Linked DNA regions of Mus musculus: region 2 is linked to region 1. A link is a loop called in an ENCODE intact Hi-C map of the cell type or tissue named here. Cell type or tissue: heart. All regions are shown on one strand. Links, peaks and the distances in the headings refer to the core of each region. The heading gives the core; the rest is flanking DNA. Region 1 holds the start of Dpy19l4 (dpy-19-like 4 (C. elegans)). Region 2 holds the start of Virma (vir like m6A methyltransferase associated).

Region 1 (15,777 bases), core at 3,652-11,651:
ATGTCTGCCGCTGTATAATGTGCTTCTGTGTTTGTTCGTGACAAGGTTCCACTTTGCATTGCTTATATCTCACTTTGTTTGTTTGTTTTTTTGGTTTTTGGTTTTGTTTTTCGAGACAGGGCTTTTCTGTGTATCCTTGGTTGTCCTGGAACTCATTCTGTAGACCAGGCTGGCCTCGAACTCAGAAATCCACCTGCCTCTGCCTCCCGAGTGCTGGGATTAATGGCATGTGTCACCACTGCCCAGCCTGTCTTTCACTCTTGAGCTCTCAATTCTCCTTTCTCAGCCTCCTCACAAAAGATTTCCTAGCAACTCTGGGTTAACATTTTGGAGATGGGTGGGTGGTACCATCCCTCAAATGGGGGGTAGGAGGAAGGGACATGCTTCACCTCTCAATATGGTCTCGACAGGTTCTCCCTCCCCGTTGTGGGGTATTTCAGCTAATGTCATCCCGTGGAGTCCTAGGAGGCTCCTGCTTTCCTGGCATGTGGGATTTTCTGGTAGCTAACCCCAGTTCCCCATCTCCCAATGCTATACACCTCTGTTCAATTTCCTGACCCTCTGTACATCTCCTCCATCTCCTCCCACACCTGATTCTGCTCCCCTCTTCTTCCTCCCCCTCCTCTCTTCCTGCCAAGTCTCCCCCACCCTCTACTTCCCTTGATTATATTGTACCCCCTTCTAAGTAGGACTGAAGCATCCACTTTTTGGTCTTCCTTCCTCTTGAGCTTCATGTGGTCTGTGAGTTGTATCATGGGTATTCCACACTCTTTGCCTAATATCTACTTATTAGTTGAGTACATACCATGTATGATCTTTTGTGACTGAGTTACCTCACTCAGGGTGATATTTTCTAGATGCATCCATTTGCCTGTGAATTTCATGGTCTCCAAAATTTTAACCCAGAATTGCTCCTGTCTAAAGGAAATATAGGGACAAAGAGTAGAGCAGAGACTGAAGGAAAGGCCATCCAGAGACTGTCCCACCTAGGGATCCAATCCACATGCAGACACCAAACCCAGACACTATTGCAGATGCTAATAAGTGCTTGCTGACAGGAGCCTGATACAGCTGTCTCCTGAGAGGCTCTGCCAGATCCTGACCAATACAGATGTGGATGCTCACAGCCAACCATCGGACTGAGCACAAGGATCCCAATGGAAGAGTTAGGGGAAGGACGGAAGGAGCTGAAGGGGCCTTATCTGGCATCAGTGGGAGAAGAGGCCCTTGGTCCTATGAAGGCTTGCTGCCCCAGTATAGAGGAATGCTAGGGTGGTGAGGCGGGAGTGGGTAGGTAAGTGGGGGAGCACCCTCATAGAAGCAGGGTAGGAGGGAATAGGAATGGGGGTTTGCAGAGGAGAAACCGGGAAAGGGGTAACACTTGAAATGTAAATAAACAGAATATCCAATTTAAAAAAAATTTTTTAAAAATAAAAGAGAAAAGTTACTGGTTTATCAAAAGTTACATTGCCTACTTACATATTTATATATTTGTTCCATGAAAGTAAACAATATACCCCATTTTCAAATACTTATATTAAATGGTTATCAAAACCACAAATAAATGATAAGACCTTTTAAAAGCATTAAAGAAAAAGATTTCCTAGCCCAGGGTAAGGCGATACCTTGTGCTTAGCAGGATTTCTGAATTGCTGTACAACTGTGCTGTGTCTCCAAGCTCTTCCTTCCTTTCTAACAGAAGGATTTACAGCATCGCACCATCTAAGAGTGTATACTGAGAGGGGCACACACAGGAAAGCCAGCTAGGCCCGAGGCAGGTCCACAGTACAGGACGGCTTGCTGATAGGCTCTGGGCTGGCATCTGGAAACCTGAATTTCAAGGAATTTCTACCTTCTCTGACAGGGTGGTTAACTGTGCCTACCTTATTTATACAATGTGGTTTACACTTCCTTCCCAGAGAGTCTAAAATTTGGCCATATAATCATATGATAGGCAAAAAATATCAAAAGCCAGGCATGGTGGCGCACGCCTTTAATCCCAGCACTTGGGAGGCAGAGGCAGGCAGATTTCTGAATTCGAGGCCAGCCTGGTCTACAGAGTGAGTTCCAGGACAGCTGAGGCTATACAGAGAAACCCTGTCTGGAAAAACAAAACAAACAAACTACAGGGCCAACTCCCTGGTTTTGGTTTAAAACAACAACAACAACAAACAACTGAGTATTGCCTCTAATGAGTTTCACTCATTGACAAAACTATAAATGCCAGAATTTGAGGTCAAACAGATGAAGAGTGTCTGTATGACTCCATTAGAGAGGAGTTTTGCAAGTGTGCATCCAATAACTTACACACCTTTGCTCTGAGCTGACTCGAAGCTGCTCTTTAAGGCAATCACACCTTCACACACAATTGTTTTCTAAGATCTTGAGTCCTTGAAGGAAACCACTGTTGTTGAGGACTGTGACATGTTGCAGATAACTTGTATTTTCAGTTCATAGGTCTTAGGATCAGAATGAGCCCTAGCTGGCCCTGATGTAGAAAAGATTTAAAACTGATGCTGTGACAAAACAAGATGGGATGTCTCCCTTAGTGCAGGGGAGAGTATGTGCTATCTGAGAGTTCCGCAATGCAGGGGAGGGGATGTGTTGTCTGAGAGAGAGGAGCAGATAGTTATGAGGGGAAGAATAACTCACTGATAGTACAAGCTGCACTCAAAGCCCCCCAGGGCTTGACCCCCAATGTGATAAAATAAATCAATGAATAAAAACAGAAGATTATGTATTTCTACATAACCATGACTTCTAAGAGTTTCCTGTAGTAACGGTGTCCTTCTGTAAGCCACTGTCTGGACTGACTAGCACTTGCCTGGACCAAGAACAGTGGGTCAGTCCAGCAGAACCTCCAAGAGGCCTTCCTTCTCTTCTCCTCTGTGCCAAGAAAAATGTGTCCCAAACAGGGGCTATTCCTTCCTGACACAGGAAGCCAAGCGAGCCAAGCCATGATCGAAACATATAACAGATCAGAAATAAATATCTGTCATATCATGGCCACAACATGGGCCATAATTAAGGTACAAATATTTATTGTAAAGTGATACAGCTTAGGGGTTGTTCTATCACAAAAACCAACTGTGTTAACCATAAATTTAATCTCAAAATATCTTTATGTAAGATGGGGGCATGCCCAGTGGTAGAGAGCTTGTCTAGCTCATATGCACAAGGCCTAGATTTAGTTCCCACTCAACACCTCAAAACACAAAAGGCAAAAGACATGATTTTTGAAAGTGTGCACATCTGAATGATGAAAACATATTTTTGCAGCTACTGCACCCAGGTCCATCTGACTTACATTTTGGAGCTCTTTCAGGAGCTGGGGTTCTGCGGATCTTCTCTGCTTTGGCTTCCTGACTTCCTGAAGTTCTTTGCTTTTTCCTTTGGCGGGGTTCTACAGATGTTCCTTAAAACAGTGAAGGCATTATTGCAATGTGTTCATCAATGTTCGGATCTCAGGTGAATCAACTTTTGTTAGGTTACCTACTTGACCAGATCCCAGTAGAGAGCCCCAAGTCCTGTCTCTAATGAGCTTCCCTGGTTGAAAAAACCATAAAGGGCACAACTCTGATACAGACGGAATCGAGTCTAACATCTATGACAGAGAGCAAAGCCTGGAGATCATGTGACTAAAGCAGTCACACTGAGACCCATTAGTGCGAGGAGTACCTGCAGTGTCATAGCATCTGTGCCTCTTCCTCAAAACTGTCTTCAGTATACGGCTGGAAACAACAAACATGCATTCCCTACCACTACACAGCAACTCGTGATTTCAGAATCCAGCTGATGAAAGTTTACAGTCTTCTCCTGCACTGATGCTATTTTAAAATGTCTTTTCCCAGAAGTTTTGACGTGATTACTGTCCTTACTATGATAGTTACCTGAGATTATGAAAGCCATCATTTGCAGACGAACAATTTTTGTTCAAAATACAATGGATTCATCATAAAATTATGGCTTTTTTTTTTTCCTTTTTAAAGGCAGGTTCTTGACTAGCCTCAAACACATGATCCTCCTGCCTCAGCCTTCTAAATGCTGGGATTACAGGCATGCAACATCATTTTTCTTTCCAGAATTTGGGACTAAACAAAGGGTCCTGAACATACTAGGATGCTTGAGTGCTGAGCCTAGCCTCTCCTTCTTCACAGTGTGCTCCCGGAAGCTCTACAGGCTCCCGCAGCTGTGGGGTCATCGTGGACTCTGACACACGGAGGTGCTAGTTTTCAATCCTATAACATCATGGGAAGCGCTTGGAAAAAATGCTGTAATACCAAACTGCTTATCTTTTCTGTCTCTACTTTTTTTTTTTTTTTTTTTTTTTTTTTGGTTTTTCGAGACAGGGTTTTTCTGTATAGCCCTGGCTGTCCTGGAACTCACTTTGTAGACCAGGCTGGTCTCAAACCCAGAAATCTGCCTGCCTCTGCCTCCCGAGTGCTGGGATTAAAGGCGTGCACCACCACGCCCGGCTCTGTCTCTACTTTTTAAAAACTGTAATACAGAAGTTACTTCGAAACTAGTAAGTTAAATTCCAAATGAGAAAATAAGAGACTCCAACTTAAACAGAAATTTGAGATAGAGAACATAACTCCCCCCCCCCCCCAAATTACCTCATGAGATGAATAACTACTCTGGAAGATCAGAGTGCCCTGTCAAGTTAGTAATGTGACCCAGGCTTTGATTTCTCTTCCTTTTTGTAGTTCGGTAGTTATGCTATAAAATGTGAGACCAAAGGAAAGAATCAGCAGCAAAGAGAATAGCTACTCTGGTCACACAGACAGCTCCTTAGCATTACCCTGAAAACTGAATAAAACAAAGATGTTCTGAAACTGTTTCCAAGCCAGCGCATGCTTACTAAAATGACTTTAAATAGCAGCATGGAAAAAAGAAGTGACTTAGTAGACTGGTGTGGTGTCTAACGCCCACCACTTTTACAGCCGTGTCCAGTGTGCTCCTCGCCCCTCATCCTGGGAACTTCTCTCTGCATCCCAGACCACAGGCCCAATTGGTGAGAACAACTCCCATGCATAAGGCTCAGGGAACGTTGCAGAAGAGAGGTGGAAAAATTGTTAAGAGGCAGAGGATAAGGAGTTTGCTGTGAGCCTCTGTCTCCTAGGAATGGCAGAAGCTACAGCCATGAAGTCTCACCAACGTGACTGCCTGAACATGACCCAAACAAGAGCAATAATGGACATGCCAACATAGACAAGGAAGCAGATGGTGGTGGCAGACGCCGTTAATCCCACAGCTCTGGAGGGAGGCAAAGGCAAGAGGCAGATTTCTGAGTTTGAAGCCAGCCTGGTCTACAGAGTGAGTTCCAGGACAGCCAGGGAAGACAGAGAAACCCTGTGTCACAAACAAAACAAACAAACAAACAAACAAACAAAAAACAGCCAGAAAAACTAAAGACATCTAAGGAACACTGAGAGTTGGAGAAATAGTCTACCCCAGGGGAAGAGCGTACACCATGGGTTATCCAATAACAAATGCTCAACCCTGAAAACACACATACAAGTCCCACTATACCTACTGAACAGTATATATTTAGGACTATATGTATGTATATTCCTATACATATGTGCATACAGCAACAGCTAATGAAAAGGAGGCCATGAACTTGAAAGAGAACAAGAAGGGGTGTACGTCAGGTTTAGAGGGAGAACAGGGAAGGGGGGAGTAACGTAATTGTAACTACCATCTTAAATATAATATATATATATTTTTTTTTTAAGAAAAAGAAAAAAATCATTCATTTTTAATGTCAAGTTTAGTTGCATTAAATTTTAGCAGCAATAACAGTACAACCTGAGCTGGGTCTGGTGACTTACTGCTATGATCTCAGCACTCAGGCAGGCAGGTCTCTGTGAGCTCAAGGCCTCCAAAGCCAGTTCCAGGCTAGCCAGAGCTACATAGTAAGACCGGACAAAGACCGCATGTATTTTAGCCAATTTATCTACTTTGTCATTTTTGCCTGGCCCTAAAAACCAGAAGCTAATTGAGTGCAAACTTCTCACCTCATCTCTATCATTGTTCATCGAACTTCACAACTGAAAGACAAAAGTAATGTTATGGTGATGATATAGTTAGGCAACAGAGCTTATTAAGTCCTGGGTGGTACATGCCTTTAATTCCAGCAGAGGACAGCCTGGTCTACAGGTTCACTTCCAGGACAGCCAGGGCTGCACAGAGAAACCCTGTCTCAAAAAACCAAAGGAAATGAAAGCGAGCGAGAGAAAGAGAGAGAGAGAAGAGAAGGAAAAAGCCAAACTAAATGATGACTACATATCCACAAGAATAACCTTGCTACTTCAATCTCTAGTCCCATCATAGGCACATGAGCCAACAGAGCTACAAACAGGCTTCCAGATGTCCATGTAGACTAGAAAGGGTCCAAGAGAAATGTTAACACTGTTCTCCTCAAAGCCTGTGTCTGTTTCAGGAAGCATCAATGCAAGCACCATTGCACACACAGTACAGGAGAGGCGTCTGGAAGAACATTTACTTCCAGGGACAGCTGGACAACAAAGAGGCTCCTGAAGGACCTGAGAATAAGCCAAAAGCTATAAACTGTACCTGACCTGAATTCAAACAAGAATATAGAGACTGGCCTAATTTTAACATAATAAATACACGATATGTAAACAGAAGGGATTCGGGGAAATTCCTGACACGGGACGTGTTTGCTGTAAATATTATCATCACAAACATCATTACAATAAATATTTATACTTTGTTGACTATTATATCCCAGCACCCAAAAGAATAGAGACTTAGCCAAGGAATTAAATATTTGTTGAAAGGACCCATTATTTTAATAAAACTGCCACCCAGTAATTGTCCTGAATAAAACACATGTTTTTAGATTACCTGTAATTCTATAACCAAAAATCATTTAACAGTTTATAGTCAACTACTTTTACAAAATGATATAGCCTTTTAAAAAGGTCCACATCATAGTTATTAAGTATAATAATTCCATCTTAAATGCAATTTCTGCATATTTACAATATCAAGTTTTAGTGGCACTGTGCGATTTTTCTCCTGTGTTAAGTATTAATGTGCTCACAAAGACAAACTGGTTTATCAACCTACCCACACAGATTTGTAACTAATCACAAAAATAAAGTTTAAAAAAAATCTTTGTCAAATGATAACACATTGCAAACACAGATATAGCTATAGCTAAAGAAAAAAGAGGAATTACATTCTTCCTTACCAGCAACCTGTTTTGAGGCTGGTTTTAGGTAGTATCTTAAATGTGCATGAAATTTAACACGAAGAGCTGCAGGAAGAGGAGGAATGGCTGAATCATGACCTCAGGGACAGGACATCTAGTCCCAGTCAGCATGTACTTCTAATAGTCTTTTGAAAAATGGCTTTCCATTGAATTCTTCAAACTCCCTTCTTGTCTCCTTGGTTCAACGGCTTAAATCTAAACCAGATAACTAACGGTCGCATTCACAACTCCACTCAGTAAGATAAAAACTGCTTTCCAGCAGAATGAAACATGTAACTGTTCATCCGAGCGAATGAAGTCCAAGAGCTCAATCGTGCATACACATCCCATGAAGTTACTATGCCACCAATACTTTTTTACACTATGTATCGTACACTGCTAAGTTTTTTGCCGCTTCCTATCTTTTGCTCACTGTCCAAATCCTCTATGGATAAATATTGCTGGCTAAACAATAAATTCCCTTGGCACTGACCCTGAGGAGCGTGCAGAGCTCTCTCCAGTCCATTAGTTTTAACCCTAAAACTGACCTCCTCCTCCCCTAAAACCACTTACATGCCCCTGCCCTTTGGCATTTGTTATCCATTAGAGCACAAGTGAACTCCGTCAGGTTCTGCGCGTCCATCCCAGATCCCAGCCTCAGTTTCCCGCGAGGGGTGCGATCCCTCCCATTCTGCACCCAAAGCTTCCAGCCTGGACCAGAACCCACCCAAGCTCGTCCTGCTTTCCACTGCGGAGCAACTCCGGACCCGCAGCCCCGCCACCCAACAACAGCTTCCTTTCCGAGACTCCTGACTTTAAGTTCCACTTCTGCGTCCTATTTCGGGAGACGAAACTTTGGGCCATTTTCTCGGCTCGCGCCCGGTTCCACTGCAAACTCGGGGGCGCGCGCCCCCGCCCGCCCTGCTCCCCGCGGCCCGCAGCCAGCAGTCAGGCCCGGCCCCTCTCCCGAGCCCGCCGCGGCAGTTGGCGCGCTACACGCCGGAGCCTTCACCTTCTTCCTTTGCCATCGTCTCCGCGGAGACCCGAGTGGCCCTACGGCTCCCGAGCAGCCCGGAGTCTCCCAAACCTCCGAGTATCCAAACCCCGCGGCCGCCCCGGCCAGCTCCCGGCTGCCGCGCCCCCACTTCCTGACCCGCCCCCCTCTGGTGTCTCCGCCAACTGGGTCCCTCCAAGGCGCTCCGGGAACCAGAGTGCAGGGAGCGGGGCCCGGCCGGAGCGTTTCGCTAGAGCGCCTCAGCCATGCCCACGATGGCCACGGGATGGCAATGCTCCTGGGAGGAGCGAGTCCCCGCCGCCGCCCTCGCTCCTTGCTGAGCCTCACAGGAAAGCAGGAGCCAGAGCAAGCTTTTCGTGACGCTGGGATCCGTCTCAGAAAGTCATAGACTGTAGGCCAGATCCAGTCCCTATGTCCGGCCGATTTTTCAAACAGAAAACGGAGTTTCAACTGCAGAGCAACGAGTCCTGGACTTGTTACGATGATTTCAAAGCCAGGCAAGACGTTCTAGGCAGGTCCTTTGGATTAGTAGATGTTTGTTTGTTTGCTTGTTTGTTTTTGAGACTGGATCTCTCTATATGGCCAAGGCTGCTCTCAACTTGCCTCAGGTTCCCTACTGCTGCAATGGCAAGAGTGATACACAGTTTGGTTTAGTAGACACTTGGCGGCTACAAAAAAGTTTGTACCAGGTTATTCCCTATTGTAATCCCAGACCGTGACAAGTAGAGGAAGGAGGTTCATTATCAAGGCCAACCTCAGCTACATAAGCAAATTAAGTTATTATCATATAAAAAAGGAAACACAAGAGAGAGCAACGTGTCAATCACGAAAACTGCCTTGAACAAAATGTTTGCTCATGTCAATATTCTGGAAGAAAGCACAATAGTACTTTATAGTCTGCTATGAGGAATGTATAGAGATTATTTCATAACAATAGAATGCAGTTTAATTTTGTTGTGCAGTGCATGACTCATACTGAGAACACTGTGGCACGCCTTCAGTTGGCCCAAAAGCATGAGTGAACAGCCACTTCAAAAAAAGGATAGCTGTCTGTCTGTCTTTCTTTCTCTTTCTTTCTTTCTTTCTTTCTTTCTTTCTTTTTCTTTCTTCCTTCCTTCTTTCCTTCCTTCCTTCTTTCCTTCCTTCCTTCTTTCCTTCCTTTCTTATGTAGGCCTCCTATAGTAATTCACAGAAACTCCTAATTTTTTTTCCTATAATGCCTGGTTTCTGGATCTGTTCTGATTCTGTGGGATCCTGATCTAGTGATATTGGGGGTCCAATCCTACATTCAGGAGGGACGGGGGGGGGGGGGTTAGAGCACTTGTTTCTGGTTAATTGGGAGTTCAGCCAGAGCCACCAGTTCTTTTTCTGCCTTGCCTTGGACTCAGAGTATACCCTGGTGATACTGGAGGCTGAGAAAATTAGAGGCCCAGCGCTTGAGCTCCCATTGGCAGGGTTTCAACACTTAGGTTGCACAACACAGCCAAGGAACCACAAGGATGTTCCACAACACTAGGTTCATGTCTAGGGTTTGGAGAGGCCCAGCACAGGATGTCTAGCTGAGACAGGATATCTAGTTGAGACAGGATGTCTAGCTGAGACTAGAAGCTGTGACAGAACCCAGAAAGGCCCAGCCTAACTGAAATGGGAAAACTAGACATTTAGGAGACCTCTGGTGGGTTTGGAAGAATCAGCCTCTTTGGCTTAAAAGCCGTCTCACAGTAATGACAAATTAGGTTCATTCCTCTTTATGATTAAACTTGTTTTTCAAGGATCAGGCTATGCTCCACATAAAACCTGTGACCTTAACTACAAATGGTTTTGTACTGCCTGTTCCAGGAATGATAATTATGTCTTTGTTTCAATTTTTTTTTTAACCATCTTGCAACCCTACTTCCGTTTCATAAGGGTTGTCATGGCTACCTTGTTATAACTACCAGTTTTATGCTCACCTTGCAACCATGTCTTTGTTTCAGGATGCCCTTAGGAAAAGCTTGCTATGATGTTCTGCTCCTGTAACCCCACCTATTTTGCTTGCTAAATCCCCCATTTGAAAAACCCCTACTTCTGAACTATAAAAAGCTTTGTCTTCCTCATATTCAATGCTAAACTCTTGAGCCACATCTTGGTAAGAGGTCTGTGTACATGAATTTAAAAATCTTCCTTTAACTATTTGCTTGCAAGGGCTGGAGAGATGGCTCAGCAGTTAAGAGCACTGGCTGCTCTTCCAGAGGACCCGTGTTCAACTCCCAGCAACCACATGGCAGCTTACAACTGTCTGTAACCCTAGTTCCAGGGATCCAACTCCTCTCCCAGACAAACATGAAGTCAAATTAACAATGCACATAAAAAAGAAATAATTATTTGCTTGCCTTAATTAATTTGGCCATGATGAATTGAGTCTGTGGTCCTTCTCTTTCCATCTTTGAGATTAACACGTGCTCAAAGGTCTTGGGCAAAGTTGTTAATACCAGGAACCATCAACTGTGACCAGGTTTTAAAACTGGCAGGACACACTGTGCTGTGCTGAAGACTGTTGCTTGACTCAACAGCTAGTTTTGTCTCAGTTGTCACTAGTTCTGACATGTTTCCTTTATTTTTGAGGCAAAGACTCATTCATATACTCATGTGCCGTTACACCCAGTTTTCTGAACTTTTCTTTTAAAATATGACAGAAGTGAAGTTGAAGGAGTACCTCAGAAGATTCTGGCTTCCACAGACACCAAGCACGAAGGCAAAAACCTATATTCATTAAAAGTAAAATAAAAAATAAGAAATTAAGCATATGTTTTATTAAAATATTTTAAAAACATTTTTAGATTTCTTTTATGTATATAAATGTTTTGCATGCATGTGTGTCCCTGGTGCCTGAGGCAGACACAAGAGAGTATTAGATCCCCTGGAAGCAGCTATGGACAACTGCAAGCCAACACAGGAATACTGAGAACCACTCCTGCACGTTCTGCACCAGCACAAAGTGCTCAAAACAACTGCACCATCGCTCAGGTCCATGGGAAAGGATATTTTGAGATGGATATACTAAAAACCTTGAAACTTATTAAAATACAGATTTTTGTCACTCAAAACTCTTCTAGAAAGATATTTTTAGCTGGTTATGTAAAACAAAATTCAAAAATATTGGTACTAAAATATAAACACCAAGCAGTCTAGCATCAAAACTTTCTTAGGTGGTACAGGCATAGCAGTACCTGCCTGTACTTACAGCACCTAGGAGGTAGAGGTAAGACGATAAGGACCTCAAGACCAATCCCAGCTACATTGTGTGGTCAAGGTTTCTCTGGGCTACAATGGGACCCTGTCTCTAAATAAATATTTTACAAAGGGAAAAAAGGACAAATAGATGGCTCAGGGAGTTAACGAACTTGCTGCTAAAGCTGACTAAGGTAACGCTATCTTGTCCTAACTCTGTCTTATATCTCGCCCTTCTACTCCACAATAGCCCGACTTCCTTGGCAACATGCTGGAACTGTTCATGACCCTGACTGTGGTCCATATGTACTAACAAAAATAATGGATGTAAAATATACATCTAAAATAATAAAAAGGGAGTGTAAGCAAAAATAATTGTCATGTTGTCTGGAAACACTGTGAAGCTCTGCAAGAAAGCAGACATTACTGGGCCACCCCAAGACCCTCACTGACGTACCTGCACAAGCACATGTAATTATGGTTTTGGTCTTTAAAAATACTGTACCCCATGCTGGGCAGTGGTGGCACATATCTTAAATCCCAGCACTTGAGAGGCAGAGGCAAACGAATCTTTGAGCTCAAGGCCAGCCTGGTCTACAGAGTCAGCTCTATTACAGCCAGGGCTATGCAGAGAAACTCTGTCTTGAAAGACCAAAACTAAAAATGAAGTAAATAAAAATAAAACAAAAATAAATTAATGGAAACACTGTACCCCTGAGCTTGGGAACCAAGAGACTCTTAGGCGTGAGCCACTCTTGGTTGCTGGCTAATAAAGGGACTCATATACTTTTAATTGGCTTAGTTAGCATAATTGCCAATAATAATCTTATGAGTGGGGCTGGAGAGATGGCTCAGAGCACTGACTGCTCTTCCAGAGGTCCTGAGTTCAAATCCCAGCAACCATATGGTGGCTCACAACCATTTGTAATAAGATCGGATGCCCTCTTTTGGTATGTCTGAAGACAGCTACAGTGTAGCTTGCATATATAATAAATAATTAAATCTTAAAAAAATAATCTCAGGATCATTTCACTGTCTCATATACACATGCTGTGATCAAGATATAAAGTGAATAAATAAATAATATAAAGAAAGCAACAATAAGTCTCAAATATTTTACATTGGTATGGATTATTGCATATTGATAGAAATTTACGGTAGTATTTGCTATAACATACTGTATATATGTTTCAACTCTTGTTTAAAGCATTGTGCATATGCAACTCATTTAAAAACGATGTAAAGTTTGAGTCTCTAAAGACACTCATGTAAACTGCTTAGGATAGTTAAGAAATGCTAGTTAGTAGTCAGTCACCTGTAACTAATCACAGGTGTGGACTTGCTAGGGATTAGTGTAGTTAATTACAGCATAAGCTTTATTTAGCCTTCTCTATAGGTTTTCAATTAAAGCAGAGAGTAAATAGCTCGAAACAAGCAATGCTTGCCTATTCAGAGCTACTTTAGATAACTGGGTGGTCCTCAAACACTTCAGAGATCTGCAGATATGGCGTTTAAGATGTTTTAGTAACAAAAGGCTCTTTTGACAGACACATCAGCTCCTGGTAGCATCCCCAATCTACTTCAAAGATGATGATGAGCAAAGAAGGACCGCTACATGGAGTTCGCTTCAGTTGTGGCAAACATGGCCACTGGGCAAAAAACCTGCCCCTTACCTCAATGGCTGACAGCAGGCTCTCCAAACTGTGGAAAAGCAGGACACTGGGAAGTTGATTGATCCACTTTGCTGAGACAAGGTAGGCCAGTCCTTCAAAATTTCTGCTTCATGAAAAGTCTGTCAGATACTCTGACCCTACTGGCCAAAGATTGGCTGCCCTACGGATACCGGGGAATCCTAGGTGAGTGAGCACCTGAGCCAGCAGTCTGTCATAGAGATTTGGAAGCTGCTTGCTCTGCACTGCCTGTTTACTCAGGTAACATTTATCCTTCTTGGGTCTCTGATGGAGTTGAAGACTAGATAGTTATAGCCTTACTGTTTTCCCTATTAAAGATTAAAGACATCAACGCTTAATTTGTTTAGGGTTTAAGAAAATGTTGCCGGGAGCCAGGTGTGGTGGCACACGCCTTTAATCCCAGCACTCGGGAGGCAGAGGCAGGCGGATTTCTGAGTTCAAGGCCAACCTGGTCTACAGAGTGAGTTCCAGGACAGCCAGGGACCCTGTCTCGAAAAAAACAAACAAGAAAAAAAACCCCAGTTGCTACACAGAGAAACCCTGTCTCGAAAAACCAAAAACCAAATCAAAACAAAACAAAAAACCCAGTTATATGATTATGTTTTAATCCCAGGTGTGGGATAGGTGGCTGCTTCAGATTGTCCACAGCATCTACAATTTGTCTCCTGCTCTAGGAAGGGCATGACTTTTGCCAGCTACAAACAGCTTATACTTGGAATTCTGGGAACTCTTGAGAGGGTATGAATATGAGATCCCTAAGTTGGCACATGGCAGTTGCTGCTGGTTCCTGCTGTTGCATTTGCTGTTTTACTGCATTGCTGTTTGCTGCAGCATTGCTGGTTCGCAGAATCACTGGTTGAAGATATTCTGATGATGAACATTGGACTTGCTGCTAGGAAGTCAACCCTTCTAATCAGCAGAAAGTAGTCTAAAGAGACCCAAAGCCCTTCTTCCTTTCCTTTCTACCCTCTAACCTTCTTTGAAAAGACTGGTGGCACTGGGTTTTATAAGGATCTGAGAAAATCATGAGGAGCCCTTTCACGCCCTCCGCATCATCTCCTGCCTCCAGGCTGATGAGCACTGATGTGGAAGAGAAAGCCAAATTAGCCCTTTCCACCCCAGCTTGCATTTTGATGATGTTTATCACAGTAGGAGAAACCTTAAGGTTCAAGCTGGATGGGGTCCCAGCCATGAGAGGAGGAAGTGAACAGAAGCTCTCATCCTTGACCAGGAACTCGCCTTCCACTTGACACCCACTTGCAAAGGAAAATTCCTTTTCTCAACGCAGTCCCCCTTGGTACTCAAGCCCTGCTGAAGGGCACGCCTCTGACCAGCAGTGGATGGCCAAAGCAAAACAAGCTCAAGCGTACTTCTGGAGCCCTTCCTTCCTTCCTTCCTTCCTTCCTTCCTTCCTTCCTTCTTCCTCCACTTCTTCCTCCCTCTTTTGTCTTTATTTTTGTCTTGTTTTTTGGTCTCATGTCACCGTTTGGGCTTTTTTTTTTTTCTTCTTATACAGTATGGTTCCCAGTTTTGTATTCTTACGGGTTTTGTTCTTGTGTTTCTCGTGCCTTTTCCTTCTTGTCTGTCTGTTTTCTAAAAGGAGTGGAAGAAGATCTGTGGAGTGGAAGGTGGGAAAGATATGGGAGGATACAAGGGGAAACCATGATCAGCATATATTATAGAAAAATATTTTAATTGAAAAAACACAAGATTTCATAACAAAAAGTTTTAGCCAGGCACACGCCTGTAACTCCAGCTTCCCGAAGAGGCTCAAATGGGGAAAGTGCAAAGTTGGCAGATTTAGTGAAACCCTGTCTCACAATAAAAAGGGCTGGAATTGTAGAAAATGGTAACACATTTTCCAGTACTGCCCAGTCACTCAATCTGTGGACTAGACTGGCCTGAGACTCAAGAGATCCACCTGCCTTTGACTTTCACATGCTGAGATTAAAAGTGTATTGCCCAGTTTAGTCAGATTTCCTTAAATTCTGTTACAATCCTGGATACATACTTACTGACTAGTTCCTGAAAGGCCAGTTGCATTGTGTGTCCAGTAGATGTCAGAAGAAACCAAAGCATTAGGTAAATCTCATGCCCAACTGCAAATACAGGTGTGTAGTTGGCTGAGTGTGAAAAGTGACTCTGAATACATTAAGTGCTTCAATATAAAAATCAGAACTGTACTGATATATGATAAGGCAATACTCAAATAAATTTTAATTACTTAGAAACTTTTTTTTTTTTTTTTTTTTTTTTGGTTTTTTGAGACAGGGTTTCTCTGTATAGCCCTGGCTGTCCTGGAATTCACTTTGTAGACCACGCTGGCCTCGAACTCAGAAATCTGCCTGCCTCTGCCTCCTGAGTGCTAGGATTAAAGGCGTGTGCCACCACACGCCTTTTTTTTTTTTTTTTAAACATTTCTTTTCTTCTCTTTCTTTCTTTCTTTTTTTTTCTTAGTAATAGGTATTTATTAGGTTAGTTCTTTGATAACATGAGGAAAGAGCATTGAAAATAAGATAAGGTCACCTAACAGAATTTTTTAAAAATATTTTTTATTATGTATTTTCCTCAATTACATTTCCAATGCTATCCCAAAAGTCCCCCATTCCCTCCCCCCCATTCCCCTACCCACCCACTCC
Region 2 (15,777 bases), core at 3,276-11,275, 170 kb after region 1:
ATTTCAGAGCGTAATGGGTGCCAAGACTGTGTTCCTCAGCCAGCCTTTCACAGAGGAAACTATTTAAAGTTATAAACAAGACACATACATATTTGTACGGCAATCTTTGTCAGACAAACACTCAAGAAACTATAAAATGATTATCCTCTATTGCTAAAATAGTTATAAAAGGATGTCAACTGTCTTGGCTGTCCTAGAATTTTCCATAGACCAGGCTGGCCACAAACTCAGAGATCCTCCTGCCTCTGCTTCCCAAATGTTGTGATTGAAGAAGACTTGTGCCACCACTACCTGACTGAGGACATCAAATCTTGTTGTTGTTGTTGTTTTGTTTTTTTTTTGTTTTTTTGAGACAGGGTTTCTCTGTATAGTCTCCTTGTCTGGAATTGCCTTTCACTTCCTGGGTGACGCCTTATGGTTTCCAGTCATTTGATTCTCCCCTGAGCAAGATCATCTAACTCCTCCCCTTGGACTGCTTCTGTTTTTTAGGCTCATGTTGTCAACTTTCACACCCTTCCCAAGTCTGCATTCTCTCTCTCTTACTCTTGCAAAGGAGAAGAACAGTTATCAACAGCCGATGTTAGCTACAGTGATGCAACACCAGCTCCAGCCACCTCTGTGCTCAGAAGAGGACACTACCGAGGTCCTAGCTCTGCTGGCTACCAGTTCCTTTATCTTCTCCTGGGTAACTTAGATTAATCAGAGCATTACTTTTCTACCAAACATGATTTTCTTATGATGCTGATTGAATGTGTAATCCTATACTTTCAAACTCTGACTTTTGGCTAGGGATATAGTTTGGTTAGTTGAACGTTTGCCCTGAGTTGGTTCTCTAGTGCCTTGTAATTTGGATGTGTGGCTACACCTCTAACCCCACCACTCCGATGTGCTTGTAGGAGGGTCAGTAGTTCACAGTCATCATTGGCTACAGGACAAATTTGGGGCCCACTAAGAAACTCTGTTTCAAAAACAAAAGAAAAAAGAAAGAGGAGGAGGAGGAGGAGGAGGAGGAGGAGAAGAAGAAGAAGAAGAAAAAGAAGAAGAAGAAGAAGAAGAAGAAGAAGAAGAAGAAGAAGAAGAAGAAGAAGAAGAAGAAGAAGAAGAAGAAGAAGAAGAAACAAATCCTGCCTTTCAATGCAGAGCTCTAAGAAGCCTGGGAGCCCACTTTATTACCTTTCTAGACAAGCAATACTGCCAGGATGGCCCAATTCCTCTCCTCCCATCAGCTAAGAGACTTGTCCTTGAGTGTCACTTGAATAACAGCTCAAGAAGTTTGAAGCAACACATTTTTGTTGTTGTTGTTGTTTTTGAGACAGGATTTCTTTGTGTAGCCCTGGCTGTCCTGGAACTAACTCTGTAGACCAGGCTGGCCTTGAACTCAGAAATCCACTTGCCTCTGCCTCCCAAATTCTGGGATTAAAGGCGTGTGCCACCACTGCCCAGTGAAGCAACACATTTTTTATCTAGAGAATACAAGGCTAAGAGCTGCCAGATCAGTTGACCATGTCTCTGGCCCGTTGCTGGGGTTCTAAACCATGACACGGTTTTAGGTTATATATGCTGCTGTGACTCTCTCCTACTTGCTAGGAAAGAGCTGCTCAGATATGTTGTAATGAGCCAACATGAGGCCCATTTGGGGAAGAGTGATTTTTTTTAAAGATTTATTTATTTATTTTATGTATGTGAGTGCACTGTAGCTGTACAGATGGTTGTGAGCCTTCATATGGTTGTTGGGAATTGAATTTAGGACCTCTGCTGTCTCTGGTCAACCCTGCTTGCTCTGGTCAGCCCCACTCGCTCCAGTCAACTCTGTTCTCCCAGTCCCTGCTTGTTCTGGCCCAAAGATTTATTTATTATTATACATACACTGTAGCTATCTTCAGACACACCAGAAGAGGGCGTCAGATCCCATTACAGGTGGTCCTGAGTTACCATGTGGTTGCTGGGATTTGAACTCAACTTTTGGAAGAGCAGTCAGTGCTCTTACTTGCTGAGTCATCTTGCCAGTCCAGGGAAGAGTGATTTTTTTTTTTTAAGTGTTATAACTTGGAAGGTCCCAATAGTAAGATCTGAATCTTCATTTTAATTTCTGGAAAAGGTTCATTCAGACCTCCTTGAATTGCTGTTTTAGTAGAAATTGGGAGGGAAGTTTGACACAAGCCTGCATTGAGGAGACTGACAGGAGTGTGTCTATTTCACAGGAGGAACCAAGAAGTGTATCCTCTGGTATTCAATGCACTTCCTCTATTTCTGTCAAGACAACTTTCTAGAAAGTGAAATATGCTTGGCTTTTGAAAGGTGAAATGCAAAAAAAATTTCATATCTTACTGACAAAAACCAAGAAACATTCCAAAGCACAAGAGAATCATTTTAGTAACTTTTCTTGTTGATGTGATATTTATTTACTTATGTATCTATTTATGTCTTTATGCATGTATGTATATATTTAGTGTGTGTGCATGTGTGTGTTTGCGCGCATGTGCATGTGCATGTGCGTGCCTGTGTGCGTGTGTGTGCGTGTGTATGTGCGTGTGTGCGTGTGTGTACATGAATACCACAGCTTATGTGGCATGTGTTTGGAGGCAGGAGAACTTTAGAGTTGATTTTCTCCTTCTTCCAGGCACCCCAGGGACTGAATTGTGTCAGCAGGATTGGCAGCAAGTTCCCTTCCTTACTGATCTAACTCAAGTGAAGACTTAGTTTGGCTCATAGTTTAAGGGAGTATAGGCCACAAGAAAGAAAAGGTGTGGCAGCAACCACATTATGTCTGTAACCAGAAGGCAGAGAGATGAATTCCTGTGCTCAGCTTGACTTCTCTTTATTTAGTCTGGGACTCCCACATTCAGGATGGGTCTCCTCTCCCTGTTAAACCTAGAAATACCACAATTGACACACCAGAGGTATATTTCCATAGTGATTCTAAATCTAGTCAAGTTGATCAAGAAGATTAATTGTGGCCAGTAGTAATGCTCAACAGTCTGAACATTTTAAAGTTAAGTCATAAGTTGCTTCCTTTAATTGAAAAGGAAAATGCTGTTAGGAAAGAAAAACTTTGCTGAGGTTGCTAAAATCTGTGCGATAGTGGTTTGAATGAGAATGTCTTCCCCCTGCCCCATAGGTTCCTATAGTTGAATACTTGGGCCTCAGTTAGTGGAACTGTTTGGGAAGGATTCAGGGATGTGGCCTTGTTGGATGAGGTGTGTCACTGAGGTTGAGCTCTGAGGTTTCAAAAGCCCCTCCCAGGCTAGGGTTTCACTTTCTACCTGCTGCCTGTGGATCAGGATATAAAGCTCTCAGCTACTGCTCTAACACCATGCTCTGCCTCCTGCCACAATGATTATGGACTAACCTTCTGAAACTGTAAGCAAGCCACCCCCAAATGACTTCTTCTTATAAGAGACCTTGCTTGTGGTTCTTCACAGCAATAGAACAGTAGCTAAGACATGGTTAAGATCACATCTTCTAGCCATCAAAAGAAAAAATTTTGTGGTAGTTTTGCATGGCTATTTCAATGGCAAGAGTTGCAGTGTATTAAAAGAACATTGTTGGGCTGATGAGATGGCTCAGCGGTTAAGAGCACTGGCTGCTCTTCTAGAGGTCATGAGTTCAAATACCAGCAACCACATGGTGGCTCACAACCATCTGTAATGAGAAACAAATTTAAAAAAGACCTATGGGCTGGAGTGAACAGGGCCAAAGCGAGTGAACAGGACTGGAGCAAGAGGGAAAAAGGGAAGTGGTGGGAGGGCATAGTTATGACGGAAAAGACATTACATTTCCATATATATGGAAAAAATATCACATATGTAGGATTGTATCCACTTGGAATCTTGGAACATTTTCTGTGAATAAGAGTACCTGTTCTTCTATGTCAATCAAATAAGTGTAATACAAATTTTAAAAAAGTAAGTCCTTGCCAAATATGTATGGGTGGCAAAGACATAAATACCCTTCCAAAGTAATAAATATGTCATTAGACAATTGCAAGATTAGACAGTGGGCTAATACTATGTACATATTAGAATAGACAAATCTAAAACACTGACTCTTAATGCTGGGTAAGTGCAAAATGAGATAAATATTTAGAAGACAGTTTGGTAGTTTCTTATATAGATGGTCCTTTTATCATATGGTCCCATGATTACTCTAAATATTGAGCTTAATGAGATGAAAACTTATATTCACACAAAAATTTCCACACACAAGTGCACGCACACACACACACTCCTATCTCTTAGGAAGAAGAGAGAATTGAAAAGCTTACAAATTATTTCATGAGAGATTGTATCCTTGGATCGATAATGATGTATTTGTCAAAACTGTACAATACTCAGTAATTATAATATATCAATATTGGCTGATCAATTGTAATATATGTACAATCTTACTTCAAGTTATTAATAGAAGGGGACTTGGGGTGGGGAAAGAAAAATATGGGATCTCTCTATACTGTCTGTGAAATTTATTGTAAAACTGCTCTTAAAAAGGGCACATCCCTGGAATCCCAACGTTGGGAGGTGGAAATAGGAGATGTACAATTTTCACATCAGCTTGGGCTACTTAACTGGCTTAAAAAAATTGTGGGTTAGGGATATAGATCCTTTTAGAGTACTTGCCTAACCTCAAGATCCTAGGTTTGATTTCCAGAACTGGAGAAAAACAAGAGTATGAGTGGACTTTTAGACTTAAAGGTATTTCTTTGGTTTTGTTTTTTGTTTTTCCTAGCTGAGGGAGAAGAATATGCACGTTTACTTGCTGTTCCCTCCCCACATAGTCTTGTTAAGCAGAAGATAGACATGAAAAACGTCGGTAAAAGGGGAATCCCACAGACAGCTTGAGTCCTGTTCCTTGTTTAGATAGCCTGCCAGTCTATTGTAAAATCCTGGCCTCAGCCTTCAGTGTGAAACCTCAATTTTATTTTTTTTTTATTTTTTTTATTTTTTTAAAGATTTATTTATTGATTATATGTAAGTACACCGTAGCTGTCTTCAGACACTCCAGAAGAGGGCGTCAGATCTCGTTATGGATGGTTGTGAGCCACCATGTGGTTGCTGGTATTTGAACTCTGGACCTTTGGAAGAACAGTCGGGTGCTCTTACCCACTGAGCCATCTCACCAGCCCCCGAAACCTCAATTTTAAAAAGAAGAAAATGTCCTAAGGGAAGGTCATGAGATCAAATACAAGACCTTGAACAAATCTAACAAATGAATAGACAGTGTCTAGTTGAAAGCAATTCTGGCAAACATACAGGAGAATGGAGACATTTTAAGCCTCCTCAGCAGAGCACGACAAAGAGACAGTTATATAAACCCTGAGAGGGAGATAGCCTAGGCACTGAGCTGATCCACCCCACTCTCTCCCTGATGGCCTGTTCCTACTTTTGCTGATCTGCTTTTGTTTTGCTACAACTTTGTGTCTTGATGGGTGGTTCCTGAGAGGACCAGAATAGAGAAAAATTCCTTCTTAACACTCCCTAGGACTATGTATAGTTTCAAGTGTCCAGCACTTGACAGAGAAACTATTCATAAAATTAAAACAAACACACTTTTTATTTTGAGGCAGGGTCTCACGGAGTAGTAGTCTAGGCTGGTCTGAAGCTCAAACTCTTCCTTTGTCCTTTAAATGCTGGAATTGGCAGACTGCTTGTCAGCCAGAAATAGACTTTGTGCTCTCTCTTATATTCGTGACGTTTCATTTATATACCTTTTTGAACCTTATAAGAATTAATCCTCATAATCAGCTCGTGGGATTATTCATCATATTTAACATTTTCATAAACGAGAAAATTTTCCTTTCGTTTGCTGAGACAAGTTGTCTCCCTCCCTCTTTCTCCCTTTCCCTCATTTTTTGAGACACGGTCTCATGTAGCTCAAGCTGGGATTCAACTCCTGGCTGGCCTTGTGTGTGCTCTTTTCTTCTCTTTGAAAACAGTGTCTTTTCAGATTCCCTCATTGCATGGTTTTGTTTGGAGAGCATGCCTCGTGGGAGGCATACGGTGCCGTGTGTCTAGATTTGGCACACTTTCCTATCTTCTAGAACTCATCGCCTCTCGCAGGCGTCGTGGCTCCGCTACTCCGGAGAACCACGGGATTTGGACCACTGCAAACACCGTAGTCCCCGCCCCTCTTTTTTTTTTTTTTTCCCTGCCCCTTTGGGCTCGCAGAAGGCGCCCTCCGCCGCGCTGGAGGAGGCGGGGCTTACGGCTTAAGTCAGCAAGCTGCGATGGGATTGGTGGAGGCTTGAGACGACAGCGTCCTGTTTACCGGAAGTACTGCAGTTTTCCCCCTAGCTGGAGCCTCGGCCTGGGAGGTTGGAGAGCTGCCCCGGAAGTCATCTCCCGGTCCCCCGCCCGCGGCAGACATGGCGGTGGACTCGTCTATGGAGCTGCTATTTTTAGATACTTTTAAACATCCGAGCGCTGAGGTAAGGCCTCGCGACCCGATTTCGACACGGCCCCTCAGTTCCGGTACCCCTGCTGCGGAGTCGGGGGCCGTCCGGGCGGTGTCCTCCCTCAGTCGCGCGCGCGCGGGGGTCCTCTGGTCCACACCCCCTCCCCCAGCCCGGTGCGAGCCCGGTGGCCCTGGGCGGCGGCCCTGCCTTTCTCGGCTTTGATTTGGGGCCCGCGGCTTCAGTCGAGTCAGTCGCGCTGCTGACAGTTTGTCCTGTCAGCGTTGAGTCCTGCGGAGGGTCCTTGGTCTCAGGTGTACTTCGGGTGGGATGCAGGCGTGAGCTTGGGCATCTGGTTTTTGACAGTAGTGTCGGGTTCTGGATGCCCTCAGGGTACGGACTATCCAGGATCCTAAGTCCTCTTCTATCTCTCTTCTAACGGCGGTCTCATTGCTCAATTTGTCATAGCACTTCAATAGTTTGGGAAGGAATTCACCTATTAGGACATGACAGATCTACGAGAATCTCCTTTGCGTGGAGGACACTTGCGAATCATGCAGTATTGAAGGACTAAAGACTGTCATTAGAAAGCAAGTCTGTTGTTTTCAGGGGACGAAGGTGGGGTGTTGCGTAGTTTTGTGTACAGAATTACTTTAGCGTCCCTGAAAGGCCTTGGAATTCTTAAGTTGAATGTACTGAATGTAGCGAATTAACGAAGATTCGCAAAAATGAACTATAACGAAGTCCACAGAGAAATTCGGCTGCGAGGAAGAGAGAGTAAATGAACAAGCCTCATATTTGTTTGTTTCACCGGAAACCTAATCATTTCGAGAGTCATTCTTTGGGGATTGTCTTGTTTCTATGAAGACTGTATTCTTTTTTTTTTTTTTTTTTAAGATTTATTTATTTTATGTATGTGGGTACGCTGTCGCTGTCTTAAGACACACCAGAAGAGGGCATCAGATTCCTTGTGAGCCATCATGAGGTTGCTGGGACTTGAACTCAGGACCCCTGGAAGAGCAGTCAGTGCTCTTAACCGCTGAGCCATCTCTCCAACCCTACTGTACTCTTAATATGACAACATGAAAGTAGGGTAGAGTGTCTCCTATTCTTTCTCGGTTGTATGTCCTGGGTTTAGACCGTACCTAGGAAAACATAAGCATCTGAATGAGAAGAGATTTAAAATGTTCTCTTATGAAGTAATGAAATGAGTACGGCTGCATTTTCTTGAATAAATGAATGAGTGACTGCTGGGCTATGTAATTCCAGCCAGACTTGAGAAAACGCAAAATGGCTGCCAAACGCAAAATTGTTACCAGAACAAACATCTTTATGGAAGTAGAGAACAATAAAATTTAAAGAAAGAACCAGGCATGGCATTAATGTTTTTTATCCCAGTACTTGGGAAGCCCAGGTAGGCAGATCTTTGTGAGTTTGAGGCCAGTGAACTCTCATAGCAAGTTCCAGGACAGTCAGGGTTACATAGTAAGAGTCTGTCTTAAAACAATTTTTTTTGGAAGAAGCATACATACCTAGTACTAGTCTACCAAGCAATTTGTCATTCTTTCAGGCTTTTCTATCCTTCGTTCTTAGACAAAAATTAAGGATCCTAGGAAAACAGAGCAGGTTAAAAAAATACTCTCCGGGAGTGGTTGAAGGTTTAGAAAAAAAAAATCCCATTTGACTTTATCTTGGAAGAGTAGGGGTTTGTAAGAGGTATAGAAATGTTTGGTTCGAGTTAGAATATGTTGTGTAAAGAGGTACACTGGGAATCCTGTGAAGTTTACAGTCTTATCTCCAAAATGCCTAATCACTGGAGTGTAGAGGATGAATGGCATTAACTGAATCACAAAGCACACCTTAATCTCAGCACTTGGGAGGCAGAGGCAGGTGGATCTCTGTGATTTCTAGGCCAGCCTAATCTATAGAGTGAGTTCCAGGACAGCCAGGACTATGCAGAGAAACCCTGTCTAGCAAAACTAAACAAAAAAGCCAAAAAGCCCAACTTAGTTTACAAAACAAAAGGCACTAAAACCAAACAAAATTCTTTTTTTTTTTTTTGGACTGGGGCTAACTTGCAGTGTGAACTAGGGCTGGTTTAGAACTCAGAGATTCACCTACCTCAGCCTCCCTGGAACCAGGATTAAAGGTGGGTGCCACCATTCCCAGCCAAACAAAGTCCGTATTCAGTGTCTGATGTAGGACACTCTAGTTGATACTTATTTAGCTCTCTTTGTGAACATAAAGGTACAGAATTTTGGTGAGAGGCTATTCCTTTGTGAATATCAAGGGAGATTTCATTAACGCAAGTGACATATTAAGTTGATCTTGGTAAAATGGGAACTGTTTCTTTGATTGTGGGAAAGGAGGGCTGCTGTCGTCAGTCTTCTGTTAGGTTATGCCCAGACCAGCTGTATGAATTGATGCCTGACAGGCCATGTCTTGGAGCGCCTTAAATGTTCAAGAATAGTACAGACTCTTTGTTGGAAGTCTTTCGTTATTGAGCAGGGGGATTATATGATTAGTAAGCTAGATAGATTAATTGGTCAGTCATAGAATAAAAAAGTCAGTGAAAATGGGTAGCAAAGTCAGAATGGGTGAGTGAGGTGCAGTGAAAGCTAGTTAGCAGATGGAATTGATCCCTGGAGCTTTTCCTGAGCTAGGGACAGTGCTTTGGTTATTTGAAGGAATTTTCTCTGATCTATTAGTTTTGAAAGTTGTTTTCATTTTATAGATAAGCAATGGTAAAAGGTCAGGTGGTTTCTTTGAACTGACATGGCTACCTTAAGGTAAAATGACATTCTGAGCCATGCCTGCATTCCGGACATCTAGAGAAGAAGTACAAGCTCATGGCTCCCTGGGCGACATAGAAGACAGACAAAAACAAGGTGTGTGAGATGGCTGCATGAGCAAAGCCCCTGACGCCAATCCTGAGAACTTCAGTGTGGTTTCTGGGGCTTCTGATCAAAGGAGAGAACTGCCTCTAGAGGATTTCCTCTGACTTGCATTCAGGCACTGTGGAATAAAGAAAGAAAAATCAAACCAGACAAAACCAGGAAGAAAATACAACACCAGACATTTTTTTTTCCTGGCTCTAAAGTGATGCCATCGGTTTTGCAGTGGGACCAAGGAGGAAGAAGTGCATGCAAGGCACGTCTTGGAGGAGAGGCAGTTCGTAAACATGAAACAAGAAAGTTGAGTTGCTTCTAAAGACATTTGTAATCTATAGGGAAGTTAACCTTTGATTAACCTTTCGCAGAGGATCCCTAAAAGGGGTGAGAGAAGCTCTAGATGAATTACTAGTGGTAGTTTGAATGGCTGGAGAGAAGGCTCAGCAGTTTAGAGCATTTGCTATTTTTGCAGAGGTTCCGGGATTACACAGCTGTGTAACTCCAGTTTCGGGGGCTGAAATGCCCCCTTCTGACCTCTTCAGGCACCAGCATGTGTGCAGTACCACGAATGTGATGTACATACATATACGCGGGCAATATACAGATACATAAGATAAATATTTAAAGGTAAAAAAACCCCTTTGTATTGCGATTCCTTTAAAAATGGGGCTGGAGAGATGATTCAGTGGTTAAGCACACCTGTTAGTCTTACAGAGGACCTGATTTTGTTTCTAGTACCCGTATCAGGAGGTGCACAGCTGTAATTCCAGCTCCATGGGATCCTACCCCATGGCCATATGTGTGCAAACATACATGATTAAAACTAAAGTAAACCTTAGGGGGAAAAAGTGTGTACTGTTCTTGCACAGGACCCAGGGTCAGTTCTGGGTGCCTGGAATCACCTGCACCTACTCCCCTCAACACACACAGATATATGTAGTTACAAATAATCAACCAGTTAATCAGTCAGGCAATCTTTAGGGCTCCGGACATGGCTCAGTGATTAAGAACACTTGTTGCTCTTGCAGAGGGACTTAAGTTTGGTTCTTAGCACTGACAGCAGGCAGCCTCCAATGGCTTGTGACTTTAGCTCCAAGGAATCTAGTGCCTTCCTTTGGCTTCCTTTGGCTTCCCTTGGCACTGCACATGTAAATTTCATTCTAGAAAACTTAGAAGATGGAGTGAGCAAATGACTCAGTGGATAAAAAGCACTTGGCAGCCAAGCTTTACGGGTTCAGCTCTGGAACCGTGGAAAGGGGGAAGGAGAGAACTGACTCCCCAGAGTTGTTCTTTACATCCATGTGCATGGCATCTGGGTGCACACATCACACACACACACACTTAAATGAAAAGGAAAAGAGAAAAGAAAAAAACCAAAAATTGTAAGATAGAGAAAAAGCATACCCTTTCATAGATCTAGTCTTCATTAACTCTCTCTTCTTTCTGTCTCCTTTATCTTGCAGCAGTCGATCGTCACATAAACAGTTACGTGCTTTTAAGTCTGGTTTATTGATTTCAGACTAACAAGATTGATCACTAGAAAATAAATGATGTTCCAATAAAAGAATAAAACAGTATTACAAATCAAACTACAAGGTCAGCTGAGCATGGTGCCTGTGCCAGTGAGCCTAGCATTCAGGAGGTGGAGGCATTAGGGTCGGGAGTTTTAAAATTAATTTTAGCTGTAAAGACAGGTTGTGACCAGCTTGGGCTACATTACACACAATTTCAAATAGACAAATAAATACAAATAAAAGCAAGATAAAACTCTAGCATGAATGCAATATATTTTAGAAAAATTGTTTAAAGTAAGATTTACACAGACTATTTGGAAAATGAGTGGAAAGCTAATGTATTTTGATGTGAGTTAATTTCTTTTATCTGACCCCCTCCAATTATTATAATTAGTATGTACTCTATTTTCTAGTTCAATAACAGCTTTCTTTATATTAATATTTCCCAAATCTCCAGTACATATAGTTATGTTTGAATGTATGTCCTTTTATATTAATGTCCTAGTACTGGTTTGTGGTTTCTTTTTTATCCAACAGTGAGTTACAGTAAACCTGCATGAAGGTGAGCGTCATTTAAAGAAGCATTGCTTTGTGGTTTAACTAGATAACACATGCATGAGGTACACATGTAAAAGGTGCAGAGAGTATTCAGTAAAAAGTCAGTCTGTTATCCCTGTCACATGGACATCCTGTGGCTTTAAATGATAATTGTATTTATTATCTGTGTACTAAACTCTTGGGATTTATGATTCTGACTTTTTATAGAAACCCAAAGGGGATAGGTTATGAATTTTTTATTTCTTTTGTATTGTTTGAGCGTATTTGCTAGGTTCAAATACACTGTGAGGGGGAATGGGTGATCTAGAGGGCTTTAAGAGTTGTTCTCCACCCTTCTAACACTCTGACCTTCAATACAGTTCCTCAGGTTGTGAGGACCCCTAGCCGCACAGTTATCTCATTGCTACTTCATAGCTGTAATCTTGCTACTGTTAGGAATCATAATGTAAATATCTGTGTTTTCCAGTTGTCTTAGGTAACCCTTTGGAAAGGGGTGTCGACCCACAGCGGTTGAGAACCGCTGCTTCAGAGTTTAGTTAGGGAGCAATCTGCACCATTTATGTATAAGGGGCAGCTTAACTGGCAGCAGTAGATGAGTGAACTGAGGGAGAGAGAAGGCAGTTACAGATAGTATGAGAAATGCAAGCAGACAGCTTGAAGGATTCTGACAGAGACTTCCTATGGACAAATGTGGGCTTGAAGTCTAACCAGTGTATTCATATTCACATTAGTTTATGATCATAAACTTTCCCAGAGTTCTCAGTCTCAGCCTGTCTTAGTTTTGTTTTTTTTGTTTTTGTTTTTGTTTTTTTTTTTTTTTGAGACAAAGTCTTGTGTAGGCCAGGCCAGCGGGTAAGTTTTAAACTCCCGATCTTTCTTACTGGTTTATGTGGGGTTGAACCTAGGACCTTCATGCAGATTAGAAAAGTATTTCTTTCAATTGCTCTACCTTCTCAGCCCAGAGTTTCATCTTTCTCAACTTCAAAACAAGTTATCTTTAGGCATGTATTGAAAGGTTTTTCATTACATGAATATGCCAGGTACTGAATTACAGTCAGGTCTTGTCACATACGCTTATTGGGATGGGAAAAGAGAGCGTCTGACAGATGAGTTTGATAAGGGACCTTGGGCTCCTAAAGGAGGACTTACCTGGACTTAGCTTTTGAGAGAGAGAGCTGTCGTCCAAGTAGAGTTGGGGCAGAGGGGTGTGAGCGCGGTGATAAGAGAACAGCACTACAGAGGCCATGAAGCTGAAAAGCAGCTCGGTGTGTGAGGGACATCATTGTACATTGTACATCGTACAGCATTGTGGTTTGTAAGGCCCAGGCCTTGGCTGGCTGAAGGAAGCAGCAGCACGATACATGGCTCTACGCTAGACAGACTACATTACCTTTCAGCAGGCCATGGGGTGGAGCTGAATGCGAGGCACCGAGCCGGTCAGGGTCCTACTGCTCTAGTGAGATTAGAGTGGACAGTGTACGGAGCTGAAGGACAGCAGAAATGCAGGTGTGCCACACACAGCCTGAGAACGGTTCAGCATTTAGTAAATGGAAGGTGAGGTGAGAGGACAAGGAGCCACATGTGACTTGCGTGTTATTGTGGTTAGTGATAGATAGTATTGTGGATGAAGGACAGAGTTCAGTGTTTGTCTTGCCAGCTTTGAAGTATCTAAAGACATTTAAATGGAGATGTCCCTAGGGTCTTTGAAGAATCCTAGGTGGAGATACAGACTAGGAATTGTCCCCTGGCTGTGGGTGAAAGGTCTTTATAATCACCTTGGTTGTGCTCTGCTTAGCCCCAGCCCTGCTTTCTCTCCCCTACCTCCATCTGCCCGCTAGTCCTTGTGAACTATGCACCTAGTTTTTTTAAACCTGAGGTTGTCTATTTCCTCTGATGCATTCCCTTCCCCTTTACCTAGAAAGCTCTTTTCCCTCATTCACGGGTCCCCCAAGCCCCTCTTTCTCAGACCAGATCTCACTACAGAGCCCTGGTTGGCCTTGAACATATTATACAGACTAGGCTACCCTTGAATTTATGGAAATATGTAATATATGGTTAATAGAAGTGGTAACAGCTAATACTGAGGATTTCCTGTTTATAAGTAGTACATTTTAGGGCATTTGGTAGAATGCTTGCCTAGCATGCGTTAAACATGGGTTCTATCTCTCTTACCACATAAAACGACCTGGTGACACGTCTATATTTTAGCACTTAGGAGGTGGAGGCAGGAAGGTCAAAAGTTCAGAGTTACCCTGACTTAAAGTTGTATTCTTTTTTTTTTTTTTTTTTTTTACATCTTTGCAGTAACTTAAGTGTGCAAAATAACTAAATGGGGCCTGGAGAGCTGGCTCAGCAGTTCAGAGCACTGACTGCTCTTCCAGAGGTCCTGAGTTCAGTTCCCAGCAACCACATGGTGGCTCACTACCATCTGTAATGAGATCTGATGCAGTGTACTCACAGGCAAATAATAATAAATCTTAAAAAAAAAAATCCTTAAAAAAAAGACCCAACAACAACAAAAAAAAACCCCAAAACTAAACAACAACAAAAGGGTTGCTTTTTTGTTTGTTTGTTTTTGTGGCCTTACATGGGATAGAATTTTATCTTTAAATAATCTAGAAAAGAATTGAAAATCTCTTAGGAAGAATGCAGCAGTTTTAGTGTTGGGCACAGGTTCTGTCTATATTGTTTCCTCTGCCATCCTTAGAGCATTGCCTGTACTGTTCATGGTAGCTCATCATGACATGTTTTAGAAAAGCAGCAGAATATTGGAAGAAAGGGAGGAAGGCGAGTCACAGACTGAACCTTCCATTTAAAGGCGTGGCCAGACTTGCCTACTTCATTTCTATTCATTTATCAGTAGATGTCTGTTTTATGTATCTGCATATTTGAAGCATCCATTAAAGTTTCTTGAGTGTCTGGAGCCATGAATAGAAAAAGTTTGGTCTAAGCAAAACATGAGTGAAGAGGTAAATGTACTGCAGGAAGTTTTATGTAATATCAACTGAGAGACTTAATTGGGTACATTATTATCATGATAAATCATCAGCTATTTAAAAATACTTACTATTTGTATGCATGTGTGTATCTCTCTGTATGCCACATAGATGCGATGCCTTTGGAGTTTAGAAGAGGATGTATTGGGTTTTCTGGAATAATAGATGCTAGGAGCTGAATTCTGGTCCTTTTGGAAAAGCCCCGGGCATTCTCGACTGCTGACTTCTCTCCAGTTCCATCATCCCCCAGCTTTTAAAAAAGTGATTTACACAGCATCGTAGTTAGTGTAAAAGTTAATGATATGTTTAGTGATCTAGACTGGTTTTAGTGATGAGGGTTCAACCCAGGGTCTTGAACATGTGAGGCATGTGCTTTGCTGTTGTTGTTGTTTTCTTTTGTTTTTTGTTTTGTTTTTTTTTGAGACAGGGTTTCTCTGTGTAGTCCTGGATGTCCTGTAACTCACTTTGTAGACCAGGCTGGCCTTGAACTCACAGAGATCTACTTACTTTTGTCTCCCAAGTGCCAGGATTAGAGGCTTGTACTGCACACTCGAGCACACCTCCACCCCCCCCCCCCCCCACACACACACACTTGTGACTTATGTGCTTTTACAACACTGTTACATCTCATCCCTGGATTTTAAGATTGTTGGCTTCATTTTAAGCTGAAAAAAGAAAGCGTGTTTTGAATTGAAAGAAATGTTTTACTTATAGTATGTTTCATCCTTTTTATAGCAAAGTTCTCATATAGATGTGGTTCGTTTTCCGTGTGTGGTTTATATCAATGAAGTCCGAGTTATACCCCCGGGAGTACGAGCCCATAGTGGCTTACCTGACAACAGAGCATATGGGTGAGTCAACTCTTTGTGGTTTTTTTTTTTTTTAAACTTAAATATGCTCCTCCCCGCCTCTCCTCTCTCTGCAGCCCCTATGTGTTGGAGATAGAAGCTGAAGTTTGACTGTGAATATGTGAATATATATGATAAATGGATTTTTAAAAGACCTTTTAGCTTATATCATAGGCACTGGTTTTGCATATTGATACATTTCATTTTATTGATACTATTTGTAACTCCATTTCTATTATATAAAATAGTTCAACCTGCTGCTTCCTGGTAAATATTATGGGACAGATTCAGGGTGGAAGTTCCTTCCTAATTGTGAAAATTTATTGGTATTTATAGAAGTAGGTGTAAAAGTCTTCAGAGGTATCATTCAGAAGTTACAATATAAAATATAAAACAATTAGATTAATTATTGTTTTCAGTAGATCTCATACATTTTTTTTTCCACATTTAAGGAATTTAGGAGAGGTGAAATTAGTTTAGTTGGTAGAGTGCTTGCTTAGCATGCACAGAGCCCTGCATTTGATCCCCAAGCATGGCATGAAGTAAGTGTGGCATGTCTATAATTCAGCTCTGGGGAGGCAG

The links. A loop is a pair of places that touch in the nucleus more often than their neighbours do. Peaks named below come from ENCODE experiments on the same cell type or tissue, not always from the same donor. Only the 100,000 strongest peaks of a DNase experiment are listed, where the experiment ranks them.
Region 2: it touches region 1 in a loop (2.9-fold over the local background); 9 of 42 quality-filtered maps call a loop at or near these places.

What each region holds. Positions count from the first base shown.
Region 1 is chr4:11,313,766-11,329,542 of GRCm38, forward strand. It overlaps Dpy19l4 (dpy-19-like 4 (C. elegans)), which reads right to left and starts at 8,372. Exons shown (of 19, transcript NM_001081201.2): 1 at 8,235-8,372; 2 at 3,308-3,415. The coding sequence starts at 8,250. In heart, for the core only: a CTCF peak has its summit at 8,493 (motif pointing right); a DNase peak (open chromatin) is centred at 8,426; H3K4me3 peaks cover 2,079 bases; H3K27ac peaks cover 1,473 bases.
Region 2 is chr4:11,479,682-11,495,458 of GRCm38, forward strand. Virma (vir like m6A methyltransferase associated) reads left to right here and starts at 6,277. Exons shown (of 24, transcript NM_001347055.1): 1 at 6,277-6,424; 2 at 15,083-15,198. The coding sequence starts at 6,362. In heart, for the core only: CTCF peaks have their summits at 6,320 and 7,347 (motif pointing right); a DNase peak (open chromatin) is centred at 6,220; H3K4me3 peaks cover 1,840 bases; H3K27ac peaks cover 1,933 bases.